2 separate regions of the Homo sapiens genome follow, and region 1 is linked to region 2. The links are chromatin contacts, found by Hi-C in ENCODE. All regions are on one chromosome and are shown on one strand. Each heading gives the region's core, a stretch centred on a gene start or an enhancer-like site at or near the end of the contact. The rest is flanking DNA. Distances are from core to core; before and after follow the strand shown. Region 1 holds the start of LMAN1 (lectin, mannose binding 1). Region 2 holds the start of NEDD4L (NEDD4 like E3 ubiquitin protein ligase).

Region 1 (6,789 bases), core at 1,342-3,841, 1.3 Mb after region 2:
GTGTGGGCATCATGGAAAGAGACTGAACACAGAATCAGAAGACCTAGATTTGAGTTCAACTTCACTGACACTTACTACTTATGTATCCTTTTTCAAAAACCTTAACCTTTCTGAACATCAGTTTTTCATCTATAAAACAGATAACACCCGCCTTGTCTACTAAGGATCAAATCAGAGAATGAAAGTGAAAGAACTCTGAGAGCTATAAAGGGTTACAAATTATCATTTTTTGCCCTTATGGCCTTAAGTGTACTAAAGGAACATTAGAGTTAAGAAAGAGAAACACCATAGATTTGGTCTTAATTTGGGGTTGAAGGTAAAGGGCTGTGTTTAAACTAGATCTTAAATTTCTCTACTTTTTTTTTAAAGTAATGAATTGCAGAGCAAAACGAAAAGAAAAAAATGATCAATGTAGTTACAGTGAGGCTTATGCAAAAACTACAGTGACAATGAAAGCAAGGGATGTCTATAGCAGAGATTCCCAGAGCCAGTAGCCAGATAAATCATGGCTAAAATACTAATACTTTGTTTCAAATTCATTCTAGCCACACGGCTTTAATTTACTGGTACATTATCTTGACATTTCTGCAGCAGAATAGATTAGTTGGTTCCGGCTCTGTAAAGGAAGTCAAGGTAGCTGATTTGACTAGTTGATTAACATTCCTAATTGGCTAATGTAGTGTATGTGAGTGTGAGAAAAAGAGAAAAGGGATAGAAGAACAGGCAGGCAGTGGAGAGGTGTAGAAGTGAAAATGTGTGAACAAATCCATCACTACTGAATAATTCATCATCCCACAAATAGAAACAAAAACTCCAAAAACTTGTGTTTGATATCATTTGCATCACCTTTGTGTATCAAGAATAGAGATACCTTGATAACAAATGCCCAGTAATATACCCTTGCTGCATGGGCACATAATAAATGACTGCTGAGTAACGAAATAACTGCACTCTACTTCAACTACTTAATGACTTGGTCATTAAGTCAAATTAAAATCTATACCTTTCAATTACACATTAATTTGAGAGAAATAGCGCTTCCTAAAAGGGTGCTTCCTATTCAGTAATTACTTTCTAGAAATGAAACATTTTGTTTCAAGAACTGGATAATCTAAAGTGATGTATAAAAACCTTATATAAAAGATTACTTATGGGGGAGGTGGGAGGGATAGCATTAGGAGATATACCTAATGTTAAATGACTAGTTAATGGGTGCAGCACACCAACATGGCAAATGTATACATACTAACCAACCTGCACGTTGTGCACATGTACCCTAAACCTTATAGTAAAAAAAAAAAAAAAAAAAAAGATTAATCACACACAAAGATAGAATTCAAACTGCCAGAGCTCCTCATCTCATATAAAGGCATTTGCCACTTGTTCAACGGGTATATCTGATGGTCACTGAACAGAGCTTATGTCATGCCAAGTGCTACGATTGACTCCTTAGTCAGCAGTGACACATCAGCACTAAAAAGTGCAGATATGTTTTCTTTCACGTAAGTAAATGCTCTAGCAAGGCTCTCTTATCTACAAAAGTGCCAAACACAGAGAGTGAATAAAATATGAACCCAAGATTATTTCAATGCTTCCAATTTTTTTAAAGGGCTAAAAATGTAATGCTATTCTTAGTCTCAGGTTCAGAAACAATCAATCCCTAAAAATATATCCCTTCTCCTAAAAAGTTACATAATGTGTTACTACGAGAGAAAAGATCAAAGACCACACCAAGTCACTGAGAGGAAAATGTGTAGTTCCAACAGTATAAGAATGTCTTCTGACATACAAAGACTTAAAAAATTACTCTAATACTACTATATGCCATCTCAGGAGCCGTCAGTGGGCATGGGGTTCAAGCGAAGCATTAACCATTGCTAACACCGGAGCAAAGAAATCGGGGATCGGGGGTGGGGGGTGGAAGCGGGAAAGGAAGTAAGGGGGCTTCTAGAACATGTCTCAGGTTGGGATGGCTGGGGGTAGGGCACATTTCTCCTAGAGACGTGGCGTTGTGAAACATGATACCTAGAAGCAAGTTTGAGTGCTAGGAAGTGTAGGAGGTAACCAAACACCTCTAGATCCAACGGAAAGTACCGACGAGATCAAAGAAGGGAAGACAGCAGGCGGGTGAGAGAGAACAGAATGGGTGAGGGAAAGACTCGGGGACAAGCGGAGGGAACCGTGCGAACCAGGAGGGACCCGGCGGAGGGGCTGCCAGGAGGGTCCCCTCCACAGCGCATATGGTGTGCAGCTGCTGGAACGGGAACCTCAGCACACCAGGGTAGCCGCGGATGAAAGGCGAAGAGGCAGCAGAAGGGGGAGAGGAACCCGGCCCCCAGCCCTCTGCTCCGGCTTACTCCCCGCGTGGGCCCAGAAGGGCACGGTCCCGTCGCTCTGCACCAGGTGCGGCCCCTTGAAGCTGTATTTGTACTCGAAACGGCGATGTGGCAACGCGACCGCGGGGTCTCCTCCCACGCCGTCGCCCCGGACGAAGCGACCGAGTGACAGCAGCAAGGCGCAGAACAGCGGCCGAACTCTGGCCCGGAGACCCCTTTGCCTGGATCCCGCCATCTTGGATTCTGGAACGCGGAGGAGGGCGGGAGAGGGAGGGGCGCGGATGGCTGCGGATGGCCAACAGGGCGCTCGCTGATTGGCAGAGCCCGGGGGACCCCCAAGGGCAAGGGGTGAGCCCCGCCCCCGGCCTCCGCTTTCCGCGCGGCCGCACGGCCAGGAGCAGCTGTGGGCGGGGCCACGCGCAGGGGGCGGGTCTGGGGCGGTGCGGTCCTTCGGCCCCGCCCACCCTCCGGGGGTGGGGAAAGGACTCCAACCTTCGCTTCCCGCGCGGCAGAGTGCGGGAAGCGCCGATGGGTCCTTACCTGCAGGGAGCTTTCTCCGGCTTCTTAGAATACCTGGGAGCAGGAATTGGCTAGCCCTAAGACCTCTGGACCCAGCCTGTACAAAACCTTTTTAGTATATTAGAAGAAAGGTGTTCCTTTTGATGTGACATCAGTTTTTCAGTGGCACAATCCCGAATGCTTATGGTCCCAGCCCACTGAGCTCTACCAAGCTATGTTAGAGCGTTGCAAACTAGAAACCAGCACCCACGGGGTTGTAGGATGCCTTAGGATTTATAAGTTGGTGTCGGAAAGAGGGTTTCTGTGAATTTGTCAGCCAGCCTTTACATCTCAAAATTTAATTCCAAGAGCTTTCCAAATTTTGAAACCATGGCAAGAGTGCATTCAAATGAAACTGACTTTGGTTTGGTTTGGTTTTGGTGAGAGGGATAATGTGCTATGGACCCAGGCGTCTGTAGAACCTGGACATTTGATATAGGATCGGTCTTCCACTCAATGAATACGTTCTATATTTTAAAGGGGACTCCTCTTTCCCTTGCTTAGGAAAAAATATCGTCAAAATATTCATGGTAATCCAAAGTTTTGTTTTTTCAAAAATGTGTCATGATGAGTTTTTCAAGTCCAAGAAACAGCAGTATGATTTATATTGTTTTTACACATGGCTTTTTATTAGCTCTGTTCGTGTGGGCTACATGAACGCCACACTAGCCCTAGGGACTCAATACCCGCATTACTTAAACTTATTTTTCATTAACTTCCCAGTTTTGGAAGTTGAATCCCATCTTCGGATTCATGGGCCATTACTGTTAAATCTCTTTCTAGTGCTCAAATAAAACCTTCAAGTTGAATATGGATTTAAGGCTTTCCGCCTGCTAGTCTCGAGATGTAATTTAAATGAAAGTACCATACTTACTGCTATCTCAGCAGCAGCAGTAACAAACATTTATCCACTGTATGGTGTATGTGCGTCATTGCCCTGGACTCTCCATGGTTTTCAACCCATAGGATTTAATCATTTTATTTTCTTTGGTTCTCTCATTGCTCTGGCAACCAGCTCTATGCCTTGCACAGAGTGAAGATTCCATAAATATTTGTTAAACAAACATTAATGTTATAAAAATGGCAAACACTTACTGAGTGCTTTCTGTGTGTAACTGCACTAAGCCTTCAACATATGTTAACTTATTGAATGCTGACAGCAGCCCTCTAAGGTAGATGCCATTAATATTTCCATTTACAGATGAGGAAACAGAAGCATAGATTAAATAATTTGCCCAATGTCACACAGTAAGTGGCAGAGGTAGGTTTCAATTCCAGCCATTCTATCATTGAAGCCTTCAATCTTAAGAACCGTTTTATGTTAAACATTATGTATATTAAGTATTTTCAATTCATTACGCATGATTTGAACTCATGAGGGACCTGAATTTCAAGCATAATACAAGTAAATATTTGTAATTTTGCTGAACCATAAATGTAAATCTTTATGTTCTGTGAAGCTGTTTCTTAAAAAAAAAACTGTTTTATTGAAGCATATTATATAGAGAAAATTATGCCAGCCTTAAGAATGTAACTCAATGAATTTTTCCCAAAATGAATACCTCCCATGCAACCAGCATCCAGATTTTTTTTTTAAAAAACACACATTTCTAGAGTTAATGGGTGCAGCACACCAACATGGCACATGTATACATATGTAACAAACCTGCACGTTGTGCACATGTACCCTAGAACTTAAAGTATAATAAAAAAAAATTTCTACTGGGTATGTAACTAGGAGTAGAGTTGCTGGGTCATAGTAGATCCTGCCAAATTTTCAGAGTGGTTGTGCTAATTTACACTGCCATCAGCAGTATGTGAGGGCTTCAGCTGTCTGACTTTTTTTGTTAGCTTGTAGAAACTCTTTATTCTGAATACCTGTCTCTGCTTGGATATATACATATAGCGAATATTTGCACCCACTTCGTGGGATGACTTTTCACTCTCTTAATGTTGTCTTTTAGTGAATAGATACTTATAATTTTAATATAGCTCAATTTACTATTTTCCCCCGTAAGGGTTTTTTGTGTGTCATGTCTGGGAATCTTGCTTGTTGTTTTGTCTAAGTTGTTAAACTTTAAATTTTATAGCATTTTTCCTTCAGAACTGAGAGCTTTTCGGTTTGAGTTAGATAAGACCATTTTACAAATAGCGAAATTGAGAAACTGGGCCTGGCAAACTGAAGTTTCAAGGATCAGAATGCTTTTACTCCAGGCCCCAGGAACTCTGGGCCAGTGAATTTTAAAATCTGTGTTTTTGAAGTAATCCATGTAGGGGAAATTCCTTACAATTAAGTGATGTTTTACCTTCAGGGCAATACCGTATTGCAAATTTTGTACAACACAATGAGGAGGGATTTCCTACTACCCTCTAGTGCCTGAGGCAATTTCCAAAAATTAAGCTCAGATTTTTGAATTGGGAGGGGAATAAAAATTATGAGGGTCCCTCAACACACCATTGGGCCCTGCACAGAGCTGGAGAGATGGAGTGGCAGTACCAGGGCTTGGTTTGCTGCCTGATTCCTTATAACTATCTTCTGGCAATATCCATGACTCATTGCCAGCCTCTTCTGTGCTAGCAAAAAGTATCCCAAATGCCAGAAGATTGACAGGCCTGTCCCATTTATAAAACCCATGGATGTCTTCTAGCACATAGCACAGAATGGTGTTTTGCTCTGGAGTGAATAAGAAGCCAAAAAGCAGATTGGGAGATATCTTTTCTTTCTGGTCTTCCTACTCACAGGGAGCCCTGTGGATTAATGGGTTGTTTTTTCATAATTGGTGATCAATTTCAATTTTCTTTGACCCAGATACACTCCCCTCATCAATGGCACACATAATTGTTGGCTGGAGTTGGGGTAAAATCCATGGTCTGTGAGCCACTCCAGTAGTCTTAAAATAGACCTCCGTTTTGCTTAAGCTAGCTGGAAAGAATTTCACTTAGTTACAGCAAAAATAGTGTTAAAACTAAGGTTACCATGCCAATTCATTGTTTGCATTAGTGGATTAACTATTTTTGGAGCCTCCTAATGACTTTGAATAAATTGTATTTGATAAGAGTAATGAAAACGATATTGTCTGCCTGCTCCTTCAGTGCATGATCATTCATTCACATGTGTTTGTTCTTATTCACAACATCAGACAATTAAGTGTTAAAACCGCTATACTAGAGGCAAGGCAGTAGGAATACAACTTGCTTGGGGAATTCAGATTTAACTTTGAACAGTTAGAAAATTATTATATGTGTTTTAATAAGTTGAATGCTTTAGGCTGCAAGGGCAAAAAAAGCCCCAATTCAAAGTGGCTTAAACAATAAAGAAATCTGTTATCTCACTGAACTGTAAATTAGATTAGGACTGGGCCCAGGCAGTTACGACTAGGTTCTCTCTATCTTTGAGAAGTTCTGGTTCTACCTCACATTGACTTTGTCCTCAGGTTAGCTTCTCTCAAGGTTCTAAGATGTCAGATCTTCTTTAGGTTCAATGGGAGAGACAGAAAATCTCTTTCATCCTTGGATAAAATTTCTGCCTTTCATTCTGATTAGGTCAATCTAGGTTACATGTCCATCTTTGGAACATTAACCGTAGCCAGGGGAAGACCAAGCACTGAATCAGTTGCTGGTAAAGAGTACAAGATTACCAGCCTTGATTGAGAACAGTGGTTCTCAAACTCTAATATCATTCAGAATCACTTCTGGAGTTGGTTAAAACACAAATTTCTGAGACCCACATTTCTAGTTTTAGTAGGTTGAGAATAGGGTCTAATAATTTGTATTGCTAACAAGCTCCAGGTGATACTAATGCTGCTTATCTGGGGACCACACTCTGAGAATCACTAGTTAGACAAATCCTGATCTACCCTGGGAACTGGGGATGGAGTTAGCTTCCCCTGAGTCA
Region 2 (6,744 bases), core at 2,585-5,084:
GGCGGGCGCCTGTAGTCCCAGCTGCTTGGGAGGCTGAGGCAGGAGAATGCCGTGAACCCAGGAGGCGGAGCTTGCAGTGAGCCGAGATCACGCCACTGCACTCCAGCCTGGGCAGCAGAGCGAGACTCCATCTCAAAAAAAAAAAAAAAAAAAAAGAAAGAAAGAAAAGAAATTGGATTACTAATCTGAGACTTCAGAGTAGATGATGGGTAAACTGATTGATGATGCTAGTCTTCTAAGTATGTTTGTTTATATTCTACCTCACTCCACAAAAGATTTGAGTGTGTTTATAACATGCAATTTCCTCTAAGTTGAAAAAAAACGAATGAAAAAACAGAGTGGTGGAAAATATATAAAGAAAAGGCATATAGGCTGGGCTCAGTAGCTCATGCCTGTAATCCTAACACTTTGGGAGGCCAAGGTGGGAGGATCACTTGAAGCCTAGAATTCGAGACCAGCCTGGGCAAGGGAGACCCCATCTCTACAAAAAACAAAAAACCTTAGCCGGTACAATGGTGTGCTCCTGTAGTCCCAGCTACTTGGGAGGCTGAGGTGGGAGGATCACTTGAGTCCTGGAGTTTGAGGGTACAGTGTGCTGTGATCATGCCACTGTTCTCCAGTCTGGACAACAGAGCAAGAACTTGTCTCTCGGGGAAAAGGAAAAGAAAAAGAAAAAAAAAAAGAATAGTAATATAAATCTAGGCCAGATGTCTCTAAACTTGGCAGTGGTGCATTAGGATCACCTGGGGAACTTTTAAAGCTCCTGATGCCCATGTGGCACCCTGTACTAATTAAATCATAACGCCTGGGAGTGGGAGGCAGAGAGGAGCAGTAGTAAAAATTCCCAAATGTTTCTATGTATAGCAAAATTTGGAAACTAAGCTGATGTTCTCAGCCTTAAATGCACATTAGCATCACCTGGGAGGCTGTTGAAACTACTGATGTCAGAATCCATTAAATCATAGCCTCTGATGCTGGTTACCGGGCACTTAGTCTATTTGAAAGCTCCCCAGGTGATTGCAATGTACATGCTGAGTAGAGAACCACAGCACTGGGGGAAAGTTGGTATATAGTTACAAAAGGGATTTTTTTTAATGGGTTCTTTTATGGCTTAAGACCATGAAACTGGTTCTGAGCTTCCTGGTGGCCAAAGTAGATAGAAAAACACAGTCGGTTTTAATAATTTTGGTCATCTGCCATGCAAAAGCTTACCAGTTTCTTGAAAGCAAAAGAGCTTTTCTTCATAGATCTGAAATAAATGTCTAGTTTATTAGTCTTCTCACAGAGGATGTTGATGTCATGGATCACGATTTTATAAACACCCCACAATAAGTGACATATGGCAAGTTTCATATTATAGTTCCTAATAACCATCCCTCAGGGAAAGACAAGGACATGACCCTGAGTGCAGGGCTATAGGCTGTTGCGGTGGGTGTGTGGGAGTAGATGATAAAAGACAGGAAGAGAAACTGCCACACCCCTCTACAGTTTCCAGATAACATAGCCTTACCCAAAGGCGAAGCCTGGAATTGTGTACCTCCAGGATGTGGAAGGCGTGTCCTGTGTAATTAGAAATTATAATTTTCTATCAGCACATTTTAAGAATTATTTATTTATGTATTTATTTATTTAGAGACACAGGGTCTTTCTCTGTCATCCAGGCTGGAGTGCAATGGCACGATCATAGCTCACTGTAACCTTGAACTTCTGGGCTCAAGTGAACCTCTAGTCTTAGCCTCCTGAGTAGCTAGGACTATGGGCCCATGCCACCACACCTGGCAAATTTTTAATTTTTTTTTTTTTTTGTAGGGACAGGGGTCTCTCTATATTGCCCAGGCTGGTCTCGAACTCCTGGCCTCAAATGATCCTCCTGCCTCTGCCTCCCAAAATGCTAGCATTATTATTCAATTACTTTTCTTCCTTTATAATATAAACTGTACAAATTTTACAAAGGTTTGGCTAGTGAGGGTAGGTAGAGAAGCACTGACTCCCATCCATGAGGGTCACAGGCTAGGGCAAGGGCATCTGAGAATGCGTGTGTGTGTGTGTGTGTGTGTGTGAGAGAGAGAGAGAGAAAGACAGAGTGTGCACGTGTACCTTTTGTTTATCAAAAGACTTTAGGGTTGTTTTTTTTTGTTTTTGTTTTTTTTGAGACGGAGTCTCGCTCTGTGGTCCAGGCTGGAGTGCAGTGGCGCAGTCTCGGCTCACTGCAACCTCCGCCTCCCAGGTTCAAGGGATCCTCATGCCTCAGCCTCCCCGAGTAGCTGGGATTACAGGCGCCCGCCACCACGCCTGGGTAATTTTTGTATTTTTAGTAGAGATGGAGTTTCACCACATTGGCCAGCTGGTCTTGAACTACCGATCTTATGATCCGCCCGCCTCAGCCTCCCAAAGTGCTGGGATTACAGGTTTGAGCCACCGTGCCCGGTCTAAAGACTCGAGGTTTGAAAGGGTTGAAAAACCTCAGTATTGAAAGAATGGACAGAAATCTGACTTTTAAATAGTCCTCCATAAATAGTTCTCATTGGGGGTTTTGTGGCCTGTAAGTACTGTGGACTTGACGGCTCAAGACTTCTAGAGAAGGCTTCTGAGTAGGATGTTGACTCCATGGGGCTAAGTCGTCAAAGGAAACCCATTCTACGGCACAGGTTTTAAGCCAGTCATGCTGCAGGAAGGCAAAGGAGAGCTTAAGGTAGCATGGGTGGGCTCTTTTGAAAACGAACTAGCAGGGCGAACAGCAGATATTTAGTTATGTAGCTGGCAACGAGGAATATGATTCCTTCGGGTCACGCGAGTTCTCTCTGAACTTCCTTGAATGAAAATCCTAAATGCATCCTGGTAATACCCAAGTAGGCACTTTGACGTTTCCTTTTCAAAGGCAAATGGAATGTTCTGCGTCTGTTTTCTTTTTGAACTCCCAACTGCACTTAACATCTAAATTTAAGGAAAGGCTTCCGAAAAAGTCGACTGACGAATTTCTTTCACTTATTTAAAGTAGTCTCTTGCAGTCCTATAAATCGGAAGGATTAAATGAACTGCTTGCTAGAGAAACGGTAGCTGGGTGGTGGGAAGAATCCTACGGTGGCTAATAAGACGTCTCGATCATTTGCATATGCAAAGGATAACCTTAAGCTTGAGTTTGATATTTCACGTTGCGGCTCACAAATGAACTGCTTTTTATTCAAAGAACCATGCTGTCTGTTTTCGCGTGGGTGGGTGTGTAACCGGGGCGGGCGCTATGTTGGTTTTGTTCCCTGCAAGGTTGACACAGGCAATGGCGACTTGCGGCCACACTGGGGCAGCCTCTCCTCGGCTGGCAGCCGGGCCGGGCGGCTCGCTCCCGGGAGCTGACAATGTAGCCAAGTCCTGCTCGTCGGGGCCGCAAAGAATTTAAAGGGGTCTAGAAACATCCATCTTTTCCCCTTTTCACAGTTAACAGCGAGCTCAGGGCTCTCGGTAAAAAGACCACCGGGAGGAAGAAACGCTCAGGGCGTTTTTGTTATTGTTCGCAAAATCCTCTATCGCCCCCAAACGTCCAGCCCGCCCCCTCCCTAAAGCGGAGGGAAACCGGGAGAGGAGGGAGGGTCGGCGGCGCCGGCCAAGCGCGCCAGTACACGCCCCTGCGGATCCGCCCCGCGGCCGGGTGACCCCCGCCGCGCCGCGCTGGAGGCCCCGGGCCGGGGTGGGCGTGGGGCTGAACTCCGCCACCCCCGCAGCCCGCGGCCCGCTCGCCAGCCCGGCCTGTGATTGGCTTGGGGGGCGCGTGTGCCCGCCCCGGCGAACGGGGAGGGTACCCTCGCGGCGCCGGTGGGAGGAGGCGGAGGAGGGGGCGGAGAGAGCGGGGGCCCGGACGGCGCTAGCGAGGAGGCGGGCGAGCCGGGTCCCCGGGAGCGCAGAGGAGGCTCGGAGGGGGGCGGAGAGCGGCGGGGCGGGAGGGAGGCGCGGGTCGCGGGGAGGGAAAGCCCGGCCGGGTCTGCGCCGCCGCCGCGCGCAGTGAGAGGCGCCGGGGCTGCCGCCCGGTGCTCGGCGCGCTCTCGGGAGCCGCCCGCCCGCTGGTCCCGCAGCCTTCCGGGAGGAAGCGGTGCCGGCAGCGTCCAGGGCGCGCTCTCGGGCACCCTCACCTGCCGGCGCCCGGCCGCTTACCCGGCAGGGCGTGCGCAGGGTAGGGTGCGGGACCGGGGGGACCTGGAGGCAGAGGGGAGAACCGGCCGTCCGCGCCGCAGCACAGCCGCTGGGAGCGCCTCAGACCCCGCGCGGGGCGCCGGCTCCATGGCGACCGGGCTCGGGGAGCCGGTCTATGGACTTTCCGAAGACGAGGTGAGTGGCACCCCCTTCCTGCTCGGGACTCCCCGGGGAGTTCCTATCCCGCGCCGGCAGGGGGAGGGGAAAGGGGCCGTCCCCGGGGTGCTCGTGCCCAGCGTCTGCAGGGGAGCCCCAAAGCGGGAGCGCCCCGGAGCGGGATCCAGGGGAGCTTGGGTCCTTCCGCACCCCCCACCCTCCGCAAGCCGAGCTCATTGTTTGTAAATAAAGCGGCGCGACGCCCTTGGAGCTGGGGGTTCACTCCGCAGCTCCTCGCTTTCGGGAGGAGAGGGAGGGGGCATGCGTGCCTCTCTTCCCTCTTCCTCTCCAAGCAGCGTCTCCCGGGGCTGTTGGGCAACTTTCCGCCTCTCGCCCCTGCAGCCCGGGAGTCCATGATGCATGTCACGTCTGGGTCGCGCGGCTGGAGACCCGGGACTGCGGAGAAGCCGGATCGTTTCCCCCTGGAACTTTCTCTCTCATGATTGTGTGGATCAGCAGGCGCTCAGAAGCCTGTGCGTGCTTATCCCGGCGGGAATGGGGGACACGCTGCGTGTGTCCCTCCCCTCGTTTTGCAAAGTCTACGGCCAGGATTGTGGATTTCGGAGCCTCGGTGGGGGAGGTGTTCAAGGCTGGTGGCAGGTGCTCCTGGAAACTTGGGGAGGAAGCTTGCAGCCCTGCCATTTTTTCCTCCCGAGGATTCAAAGCCCGGCACCTCCAGGGTGGGTGGGGAGAGGAAAGCTTAATTGATCTCTTTTATTAATAAAGCGACTGAATAAGCCACGCCTCCCAGGCGGTCGGTTTCACTGGAAAGGGCTTTGTTTTTACCTTCATTCTCTCTTCCGTGTCTCCCACTCCCCCCTTTTGAAACAATCCTGCTAAATCACTGCCTAGTCCTCTCTCGACCAGCCACGCTCGGCTCTTATTGGTATGTTGCTCTGCCAAAAAGGGGGGTGGGACGCTTGTCGCGGGCGCGGCGTGACAGGCAGGCTGGATGGAGCAGGTAGGAGTGGTTTGCCATCTGGCGGGGTGCGCGCTCAGGTCTGGCTCCCCTTTCGAGAGGTGAATTTTACAACCCAAGAAGCATTACTCAGCAGGGAGGTATTTCCTATCCTGGTTGTGCATTTCATGAAAAGTTGATGCCTGGAAATTCAGGCGTTCTCGATTTCTCTTTCTTCCCCTCCCTCCTTTCTTTTCAGAGGTTCCCTCTTTCTCTCGTGTTGGGGGTGGGGTTGGAAGAAAGGCTATTATCTGAGACAGGCTCGCGTTATGGCTCCGCTTTCTGCGGCTCTCCTACCCTGGCATGGTGTGTGTGTGTGCCTGTGTGCTACGTAAGTGTGGAATGAAAGGTATTTTGGGGTGGGAAGGGTGTTTAGGGTATGAATTTTTTTCTTAGCGGTGCTAGGCAAAGCTTGATGTATTTATTTGATCAAAGAATGATCACAGTGCAAATAATGTGTGATTTGTGTGTTTATTTTGCCTCGCTGTGCTTTTGTAAAATAATTTCCCGTTTTGTGTAACTACCTGGGGATAGGTGACAGTAGCATTGTTTCATTGACCCGGGGGGCTTCTCCTCTCCCTCCTGGCTTCTCTCTTTGAGGAGCTTTCCCTTGCATCCTCTACTTCTCCATTTAATTAGTGGCAGTAGAGGGCAGGCCCTGAGTTGCAGAGACGCAGACATTCCTAAACAAAGGGGCTGCTTGGGTTGACGTATTGTGGGGGGTGGGGGTGAGGACAGCTGCATTTCATCCTAGGTTCTTTTAAAAAATGTTTTAATAACATGATTATTTGTAAAAACTCCCCCGAAAAAACGATTTTAAGAGTGTTTTGGGAAGTGCAGCTGGATAAATGAAACACGTTAATGTCACTGTTGTTTGTGCTTTATTTACATTGGCAGTGAGTGTCAGAATCTACCTAGAGCACATCTTGCCACTTTTGTCCACAGGAGTCACTACTAATCATCATAACTGATGTCTAGTGTGAAAGTGAAGCTTGGAATGTAAACAGAGTCCGAGTGTGTGTTGGCATGTGACTGGATTCACTCCTGCATGTTGCTAGAAGGGAATTTGGGGCTGTATAGGAAATAGCAAGAGGTGATGAAGACACCTTTTATTATCTATTTATTGCCATGTCGCTGGTAGTATTTAGTTCCACACACATTGTATTTCACAAGATGAGTCTCAGCCGTCTTCCTTTTTCAACTTTCTCCTACCAGTGAAAAAATAAGCCAGGGCAGTTCTGATGACTTCACATTTCATTGGTATTTGTTTTTCATGGGCAGTTTCATGCTGTCACGTTGCCCTTCAGAGAATCAGGGAATGCCTTCGTAGAATATTAACGACAAATTGTTGAATTTGCACAGCTTGTTTTGTCTCCCTGAATTAGTATGTGTAAGAAAAACCAATGGAAGATTTTAGCAGGCTCTGAAAGTAGAATGCCCGCTGAAGC

The links. A loop is a pair of places that touch in the nucleus more often than their neighbours do. Pooled maps may share reads with other maps.
Region 1: a loop to region 2 is called in a map of B cell, with 28 times the contacts of the local background. The contact joins the promoter of LMAN1 here to the promoter of NEDD4L in region 2. A Hi-C loop is called at or near these places in 2 of 168 maps with a recorded cell type or tissue (B cell and naive thymus-derived CD4-positive, alpha-beta T cell) and 13 of 50 pooled maps.

Annotation. Positions count from the first base shown.
Region 1 is chr18:59,356,674-59,363,462 of GRCh38, forward strand. LMAN1 (lectin, mannose binding 1) reads right to left here and starts at 2,592. Exons shown (of 13, transcript NM_005570.4): 1 at 2,358-2,592. The coding sequence starts at 2,571. RefSeq lists enhancers at 2,007-2,106, 2,117-2,166, 2,357-2,546 and a silencer at 2,577-2,876.
Region 2 is chr18:58,040,392-58,047,135 of GRCh38, forward strand. It overlaps NEDD4L (NEDD4 like E3 ubiquitin protein ligase), which reads left to right and starts at 3,835. Exons shown (of 31, transcript NM_001144967.3): 1 at 3,835-4,317. The coding sequence starts at 4,270. RefSeq lists a cis regulatory region at 1,228-1,640 and silencers at 3,530-3,899, 3,920-4,469.